Regions from separate parts of the Homo sapiens genome. Here region 2 is linked to region 1. The links are chromatin contacts, found by Hi-C or POLR2A ChIA-PET in ENCODE. All regions are on one chromosome and are shown on one strand. Each heading gives the region's core, a stretch centred on a gene start or an enhancer-like site at or near the end of the contact. The rest is flanking DNA. Distances are from core to core; before and after follow the strand shown.

Evidence for each region. A loop is a pair of places that touch in the nucleus more often than their neighbours do. ChIA-PET counts read pairs that join two places held with the same protein, here RNA polymerase II (POLR2A). Pooled maps may share reads with other maps.
Region 2: a map of endothelial cell of umbilical vein shows a loop between it and region 1 (5-fold over the local background). The contact joins the enhancer-like site here to the promoter of LINC02363 in region 1. A Hi-C loop is called at or near these places in 11 of 168 maps with a recorded cell type or tissue (B cell, CD14-positive monocyte, GM12878 and 7 more), 15 of 37 single-sample maps with no recorded cell type and 17 of 50 pooled maps. POLR2A ChIA-PET finds 5 or more read pairs at or near these places in 11 of 52 experiments (B cell, GM10248, GM12878 and 6 more).

Annotation. Positions count from the first base shown.
Region 1 is chr4:184,351,752-184,355,700 of GRCh38, forward strand. It overlaps LINC02363 (long intergenic non-protein coding RNA 2363), which reads right to left and starts at 2,226. Exons shown (of 3, transcript NR_040108.1): 1 at 1,562-2,226. RefSeq lists an enhancer at 2,227-2,296.
Region 2 is chr4:184,405,737-184,409,663 of GRCh38, forward strand. It overlaps IRF2 (interferon regulatory factor 2), which reads right to left. Exons shown (of 9, transcript NM_002199.4): 6 at 2,422-2,539. Among named protein-coding and RNA genes, the nearest start is that of LINC02362, 25 kb to the left of the region's middle. Within about 2 kb of position 1,320, at least 14 of the 41 ENCODE cell types and tissues checked have a DNase peak (open chromatin) inside an H3K27ac peak, as active enhancers do; they include CD14-positive monocyte, heart left ventricle and testis, where a contact is called at or near this core.

The DNA of each region.
Region 1 (3,949 bases), core at 976-3,475:
ATGAGCTAATTATTTTTCACCCTTCGTTTTCCAGAAACGAGAGTTTTCATGGGCGATGAGGCGGATGAACGTATGAGATTGCAGTAGAAGCTCCAGTATGCGGCGATTTCTGGCTTATTGACCTATGACACTTTTTTTCTGGATTCTTATCTCATTTAACTTTGCTATTTGTATTAGTTTCCAAATGCTACTATAGCAAATTTCCACAAGCTTAGTGGCTTAAAACAACCCAACTGTGTTATCCTACAGTCTGAAGGTCAGAAGTCCAAGTTAGGTCTCACTGGACTAAAATCAGGGTGTAGACAGGGCTGTGTTCCCTCCCGCCTTGGCCAGCTTCTAGAGATGCTCTCACTCCTTGGTTCAAGGCCCCTCTCGTCTTCCAAAGAGAGCCATGTCCGGTCTTAACTCGCATTAACTCCAACTATCTTGACTCTTTTGTCCACTTATCAGGACCCTGTGACTACACTGGGCCCACCTGGATAGTCTAGACTCATCTTCCCATCTCAGATCTTTAACTTAATCTCATCTGCGAAATCCCTTTTGTCATGTAAGCTAATGCTCACAGGTCCGGGGATCAGGATGTGGACATTTTAGGGGTGTCATTATCCTGCCTGCCACGCTGTGGTTATTCACCTTTCTATGTGTTCATGCTTTGGCACCCCCAGCAGATGGGAAGCTCCTCTGGGGAGTGGGGTACTGCTTCTTTGTCATTCTGTTCCCCATAGCAATTGCCCAATTCAGATACTCAGAAGGTATTTTTCAATTAGTTTTCCTTCCTGACTCCTGGTTTGAATAACACAGAAGTGTATTTCTAGGTAGTAGCTGTGTTGAGCCAGCCATGGTATCTTACCTTCTTGCTAGTCAGTGGGATACAAAGATGATTCAATATTGCCCCAATTTTCAATAAATTTGCCAGGTCGGGCACGGTGGCCCTCGCCTGTAATCCCAGCATTTTAAGAGGCCAGAGCAAGAGGATTACTTGAGCCCAGAAGCCCAAGACCACCCTGGGCAGCATAGTGAGACCTCGTCTCTAGAAAAAAATTTAAAAACTTAGCTGGGCATGGCGGTGCCTGCCTGAAGTCCCGGCTACTTGGGAGGCTAAGGTGGGAGGATTGCTTGAGCCCAGAAGTTAGAGGCTGCAGTGAGCCATGATCACACCACTGCACTCCAGCCTGGGTGACACAGTGAGACCATGTCTCAAAATAAATAAATAAATAAATAAATTTGCCTTGCAAAATGTTCAAGATGGCTGGACAGCACCCACAGGGTAAGCTCTTTGACACAGGAACGACACATACAACTAAAGATAAAAATAATGTGATACTTGATTGAGCATAATTTTATGGAGCAGAGGTAGCTAGAATGAGTGGAGAAAGCAACCAGGGAGAAGAGAGCCGAGTGGGTTATTCTCTCCAAATTTTGAATAAAGTCATGGGAAAATCAAAGTAGTAGGAAGGGGTCAAAATGAAGCGTGCAAAGATGTAAGAGTATTATCACGAGAACCCAAGACAGCAAAATACGTGTATGTCTAAATACACCAGAACAGCAAAGGAGAGCTTACCTTATTTAAAGTGACATAAATAAAATTGTAAAACGTAGGGATGCTACTGGAGGCTGAGGGTGGAGGAGACACTGATATAAGCAGCTTTCTTGGTCCTTTGCTTTTGTCGATCAATTTTCCAGGATTAGCTAAAATGCAGCCAGATTTATCCCAGTAAGAAAAAACGTACCCCCTTTCTGGATGCCCAGAGCACTTTGTTTCCTCAGTACAAAGCAGTGACCACATGTGGCTTCAAATTTTGCCATGGAAATCCCCTTACACCCCCTGAAAGCAGATTCAGGTGTGCTAGATGGTATTTTCCAAAGATGAAACCGTCACAGTATCTCCTACTCATGTGCTTCCAGAACTTCGCCACTACCTAGTCAAGACGTAGAGCCTAATTCCGTTTCCTTGAGTCAAGGCAGGTTTGGGACTCACTCACAACCCATAGAAGGCAGTACAATGGATGCTGCCTAGCTTCTAGGTCATCAAAGGCGGCTGAGCTTCTGTCTTGCTGGGGCATTTGCTCTCGGAGCCCTGGCCTTCCACGTGAAGTCCGAGTACCCAAGGCAGCCATGCTGTGAGGGAGGCCACAGTGCCTGGGGAGGACCAGGATGGACGCTGCAGTCAGCGGACCTCATCCTCCAGTGCTCCAGGCCAGGGTTAGACATATAAGGAAAGGAGCCGTTAGACCATAATACACCCCAGCTGCTGCGTTACCCACAGTGGTCACAGCCCCAGCTGTCATGCAGCAGAGACAAGCCACTCCTGCTGTCTAAATTCCAAACCCGCCAGGTGTGGTGGCTCATGCCTGTAATCCCAGCACTTTGGGAGGCTGAGGCAGGCGGATCACGAGGTCAAGAGTGCAAGACCAGCCTGACCAATATGGTGAAACCCCGTCTCTACTAAAAATAGAAAAAAATTAGCCGGGCATGGTGGCACTTGCCTGTAATCTCAGCTACTCAAGAGGCTGAGGCAGGAAAATCGCTTGAACCCAGGAGGCAGAGGTTGCAGTGAGCGGAGATCGTGCCATTGCACTCCAGCCTGGGTGACAGAGTGAGACTCCATCTTAAATAATTAATTAATTAATTAATTAAATAAAATAAAATAAATTCCAAACCCACAGACTCTGAGAGCATAAATAAGATGATCTTTTTAAACCACTAAATTAAGGGGTGACTTCTTATGCAGCAACAGTACCGGGGGAACCAGGTATGAGCAGTGCACATATTTTCACTGAATTTATATTGTTTGGGAAGTTTTCCTGGTTAAGAGTTCCGATTATAGACATTATGTTAACAGAGAAACCAACACCTAGGACGATTAGAGGGTAATCAGTGGCTTCTCCAGGGCTTCAGCTACAGTGATGGGTGAGAGGAACATGACAAGGATCAATTCTGAGAGTGCTGGCCGGGTGCAGTGGCTCACACCTGTAAGCCCTCATTTTGTGAGGTCGAAGTGGGTAGATCGCTTGAGTCCAGGAGTTCAAGACCAGCCTGGGCAACACGGCAAAACCCCATCTCTACAAAAAATACAAAAATTAACTGAGAGTGGTTGTGCTCACCTATAGCCCCAGCTACTCAGGAGGCTGAGAAAGGAGGATCACTTGAGCCTGAGGAGGCCAAGGCTGCAGTGAGCCGTGATGGTGCCACTACACTCCAGCCGGGGTGACACAGTGAGACCCTGTATTTAAAAAAAAAAAAAAAAAAGTATTCTACTTGAAGCAAGAAAAAAATATTTTCTGGAAGGGAATCACTTTCCTAAAAAAGAAAAGTAGCAGAATTTTTGTGCCTAGGGACAACTGAGAATAGGCACCCCCTCACCCATGCTGTGTCCTCCAGGATGAGCTGCCCACAGGTGAGGTGGGGGACCACCACCCAGCTTAGGCAGGAGTGGCCCCTGCAGGGGCAACACAGCGAAGAAGGCTTATCAAGCAGGATGGGGGTTTCCAAGCAGTGCTGCAAAAAGGCCTTTCTGTTGTTTTTTATGTAAGTCTGTTTCATGCCACATTTTGGGTGAAACACACACACACACACACACACATACTGCACAGCTGACAGTGGACAGGACTTCCTGGTGACTCTGGGTAAAGTCATTGTTGCTGGAAGAGAAGGGAAATGCATGTTTCCGGTGAGTTTTGCCTTATGTGGCTAAAATGTGAGGAACTTGGCAAATTTCCCAGTGCAAGAAGTCTATGGGACAGTCTGAAAAAGGAAGGGAGGATAATCTCCACCAGTTACTGAAGTGAAAGTGAACTGTTCTTTTCTGGGGACCCTTCCTTACAGAGAAAGGGTTGAAATGAAAAACACAGCACAGCCAATTTTGTAATATTATCTGGCCAGTTTAGTAGCCTATAGGTATTGTTTAAGGCATTTAGAAATTCAAGTGGTTGTTAGGACTATTTTTTTC
Region 2 (3,927 bases), core at 70-2,569, 53 kb after region 1:
TAGGAGGAGCTGACAGCTAATTATAAACGAGGCAGCGGCAGCCAGGGAGAGAGGGAAGGAGAAAATAATATATAGCCTCACACAAAGATGACAGCTTTCTTGAGTAAATAAAAACTTCTTAAGGCTGAAAACACAGCAGCCCAACTCCACTGCCCAGGTCTCTCGGTTGGCACCTGGTGACTGAGGAGTGGCCCCACAGTCTCACCTCAGTGCCCAGGTGCTCCAGGTCCAATACAGCCAAGAATAAAGTATGTTGTTGTGGGTTCTGTGTCTGGGCATATTGCGATGTAAGGGTTCACATCTCATATGGAGTTTCATCTTGCTAAGAGCATTCTAGGGGTGTGGATAAAATCGAATGCCTTGTCTCAGGCCCCTTCTCCTAAGGGGTGAACAACTCAGCTTCCAGGAAGAAGGCATGGGCACAGCTGACAGCATGGGTGATCTCCTAAGAGGTGGTGCCTTCCATCTAAAGACTCACCCAGAGCTACTTTTTATCTTTTTTTTTTTTTTTTTGAGGCAGTCTCCCTCTGTCACCCAGGCTGGAGCGCAGTGGTGCCATCTTGGCTCACTGCAACCTCCGCCTCCTGGGTTCAATCGATTCTCCTGCCTCAGCCTCCTGAGTAGCTGGGACTACAGGCACCTGCCACCACGCCCAGCTAATTTTTGTATTTTTAGTAGAGACAGGGTTTCACCATATTGGCCAGGATGGTCTTGATCTGCTGAGCTCGTGAACCACCCACCTCGGCCTCCCAAAGTGCTGGGATTACAGGCATGAGCCACCGCGCCCAGCCTCAGAGCTACTTTTTATCTTATAAATAAAATTTCTATCTGAAGCACAATAAAATATGGCAAAAAGAAGGTGAAACAAAGGATATGGGAAGAGATGAAGACCCAGGGTTCCATAGCCCTGTGTCACCGCTGGCCATCCTGAAACCACGGCAAGTGCTGGGGCCAGAGTCTGCCAACCTTGAGTTCAAATGGGTGGCCCTCGTGGGGACCCTAACACTGGTCAGTAAGCTGTGAATCTGCTCTCCTGTGCCTTCAGGAGCCCATGTTGATACTTGGGTTTGCAGGCTTGCCTTAAAAAGCGGCTTGAGTTTCACCATAGATAAAGACAGGCAAGTTTGGAAACAATTCCCGAAAAAAGAATATCCTACAGGGGGCACTTTGAGCAGCCAAAATTAAGACAAAAATCCCAACTCCATGACTTCCTAATTGCCGTATGTCTAGTCACTACAGACTGCTCTAGTTACTCCACAGTAATGAATAGACTCTCTGGTTTCATAGCAATCTTTGCTTTATTAAAGGGTGGGGCTGTGTTTTATCAAGAAACACAACAGGGTTATAGAGCACTGCCGAGACCAGTCAGACAGAATGTCCGCACCTGCAAACTTTTTACACTGCCCGGGAGATGGTTTAAATACAAAAAAAGCACTGCTAACCTCGGCAAGAGGCCAGCGGAGGCCTGTCAGGACAATTCAGCATGCTGCTGGCTTCTTCCGTTTCCCAAAAACAGAAGTCACCATACACACAACAAAAATTCAATGCTGAAAGAAAGTAAAAATAAAAAGGAGTTTTTTCTTCTCCTTCCCCTTAAAGGGAAAGCAGGCTGAGGTCTTTTGGGCACTATTCCTGTGCATCTGGCCATACAGGAGAGAAGGAACATCAGAAGATGTGTCTTCATTGTAAAGAGCCTGCATCTTTACAGGGGGTGCAGCTAGCTACATCTGGAAGTTGTTCAACTGTTACGAAGGAGGGAAAACACTGCTCCTCTGAGACCTCCAATCTAAATTTGGTGCCTTGATTTTTCTCTCGCCTTTCTTTTCTTTTGCAGTATTTACCACACATGGTAACACTGCAGTTATCTGGGGGTGTCTTTGTTTACTATCTCTGTCCCTCCATGAGAAAAGAAATTGGGCCTCCTCCATCTATTTCCTGCTCCTAGTACTGAGTCTGATATACAGAAGGTGCTCAAAAATATCTGCTGAATCAGAGTGGGCCCTTTGGCAACATGTCTCTGTGCCTCAGTTTCTCTGTCTGCCAGGAAGCAGTTGCTGAGAGGACTCGCGAGGACCATCTTCCCTCTCCTTGGTTCCCGAGTTAAATAAATACTCTTTTGCCCACGTGAACCAAATAGTGAAAGACTGGGATCGCTAGCCACGAGCCGCCGGGAAACAAACATTTTTCCTGGGAGGTCACCCCAGCCTTCTTCCACGGAGGCTGACCCGTCTAAGTTCCTTTATCTGATCCTCAAAAGCCTTCGTTTCTCAGCCTTGAAATCTGGGGGCTGGAACTTGCATTCTGAGATGATTCCAAGACCTCCTCCCACTGACTATGTTATTTGAAGTTCTCTGTTTTACAAATTTTAGGCCCCAGGGGGCTGCTGGTATGTATAAAAAATGAGACGTCAAAACAGTTTACCTATGATGTTCACCGTACTATCCACTTCATTTTTTATAGTTGAAGTCAGGACCGCATACTCAGGAGAAAGATCACTTACTCCATTACTAAGCCCCAGAGATGACTCAACTGGTTCTTGCTAGGAAGAAGAAAAGAAAAAAGAATTGAGAACACTTCCTTTCCCCTCCCTTCTCTTAGCTGAAATTCTACCCTCTGCCTACTTTCTTTAATGCTAGGGTCATTCATGTTCAGCTGCCGAATACATTCATCCCCTGCTTCTTTAAACTGGCCTGTTTTAAAGCACATTTCTGCCCAGGGTGCACTGCTGGGTATTCAGCTCCTTCCATTTTCCTTCAAGGAAACGGTACCGGCCCATCTGGCTTGCCTTTAGGAAATGCTTCCACCTGCAGACAATAGCTTTGGGGCTACGCAGAGCTGCATCATTGTCTCTGTAAAATGCTGCACTGCGTGGATTCTACACTCTCCTCCTCTGAGGGGGTGCTCAAAAGAATCAATGCCTGGCTTTCACCAGGGAGGAATCATGCTACCTCTTTCATAATTATTTCTTAGGAAAAGCTCTGCCTCAGTGACTGGCCCAAGAACAGGAGCCCAGAGGACATTGTAGATGAATTCTCTGCAGATAAGTTTTGCCATGGCCTCTGGCCACCTGAGGCCCTGCATTGGATGGCTGGCTGATCACCCTGGCCTGAGTCCAGCCGGGCAACCCCACACCATGGGCTTTACATAAATGCCCTTCAGGTGGCTGAATATCTCATCCAGCCCAAGAATTCTGCACGTGCACACTAATGAAATAATGAGAACAAATTCCTTTCCCTTATTGGAGCTCTAAATGTGTGCTTTTTTTTCAAGTGCACCAGAACCCTCCACTCCCTTGTACTAAACAGCTCTGCAAAAGCCAGCCCTGAGGTGCCTGTGGACGTTCAGCTCTCAAGGTAAGTTTGCATCTGCTGCTACGATAGCAATCAAGTCAGACAAAAGCCACACAGGACAACACCCAAGGAATCCAAAGCGGAAGAGGGTAGAGAGCAGAAGGAACACAGGACTGGAAGCAGAGGATCATGCAAGTAGACGTGACTGTGCTTGGAAAAGTCAACAGTGGTCGGCTCTGAAACATGGTGGGTGTTCTCATCAGCTTATTTATACACTACTTGGAATCAATCCCCCCAAAATCCTCAAAAAGTCACTAACGGAAGGAGGGGAAATAACCTCCTCCTTCATAATCCCACCTGGCAAACTCCCACCTTAATAACATGACTTCAAAGGCATCACTCCACTGTATAGCTCGGTTTTTAAACAAACCATACACTGCCTGGTTTACCAGATGTCCCGAAGGTCCAGCGTAAGGGCAGGCCCAGAATATCCATCCCTACCAGGCACGATTTTTACTCCTTTCTCCCCCAGCATCTTGCACTCTTCTCTCTTACAAGTTCTAAATAAGAAGTCTGCCTTTTCTTGGGCCAAGCACGGTGGCTCACCCTGGAATCTCAGCACTTTGGGAGGCTGAGG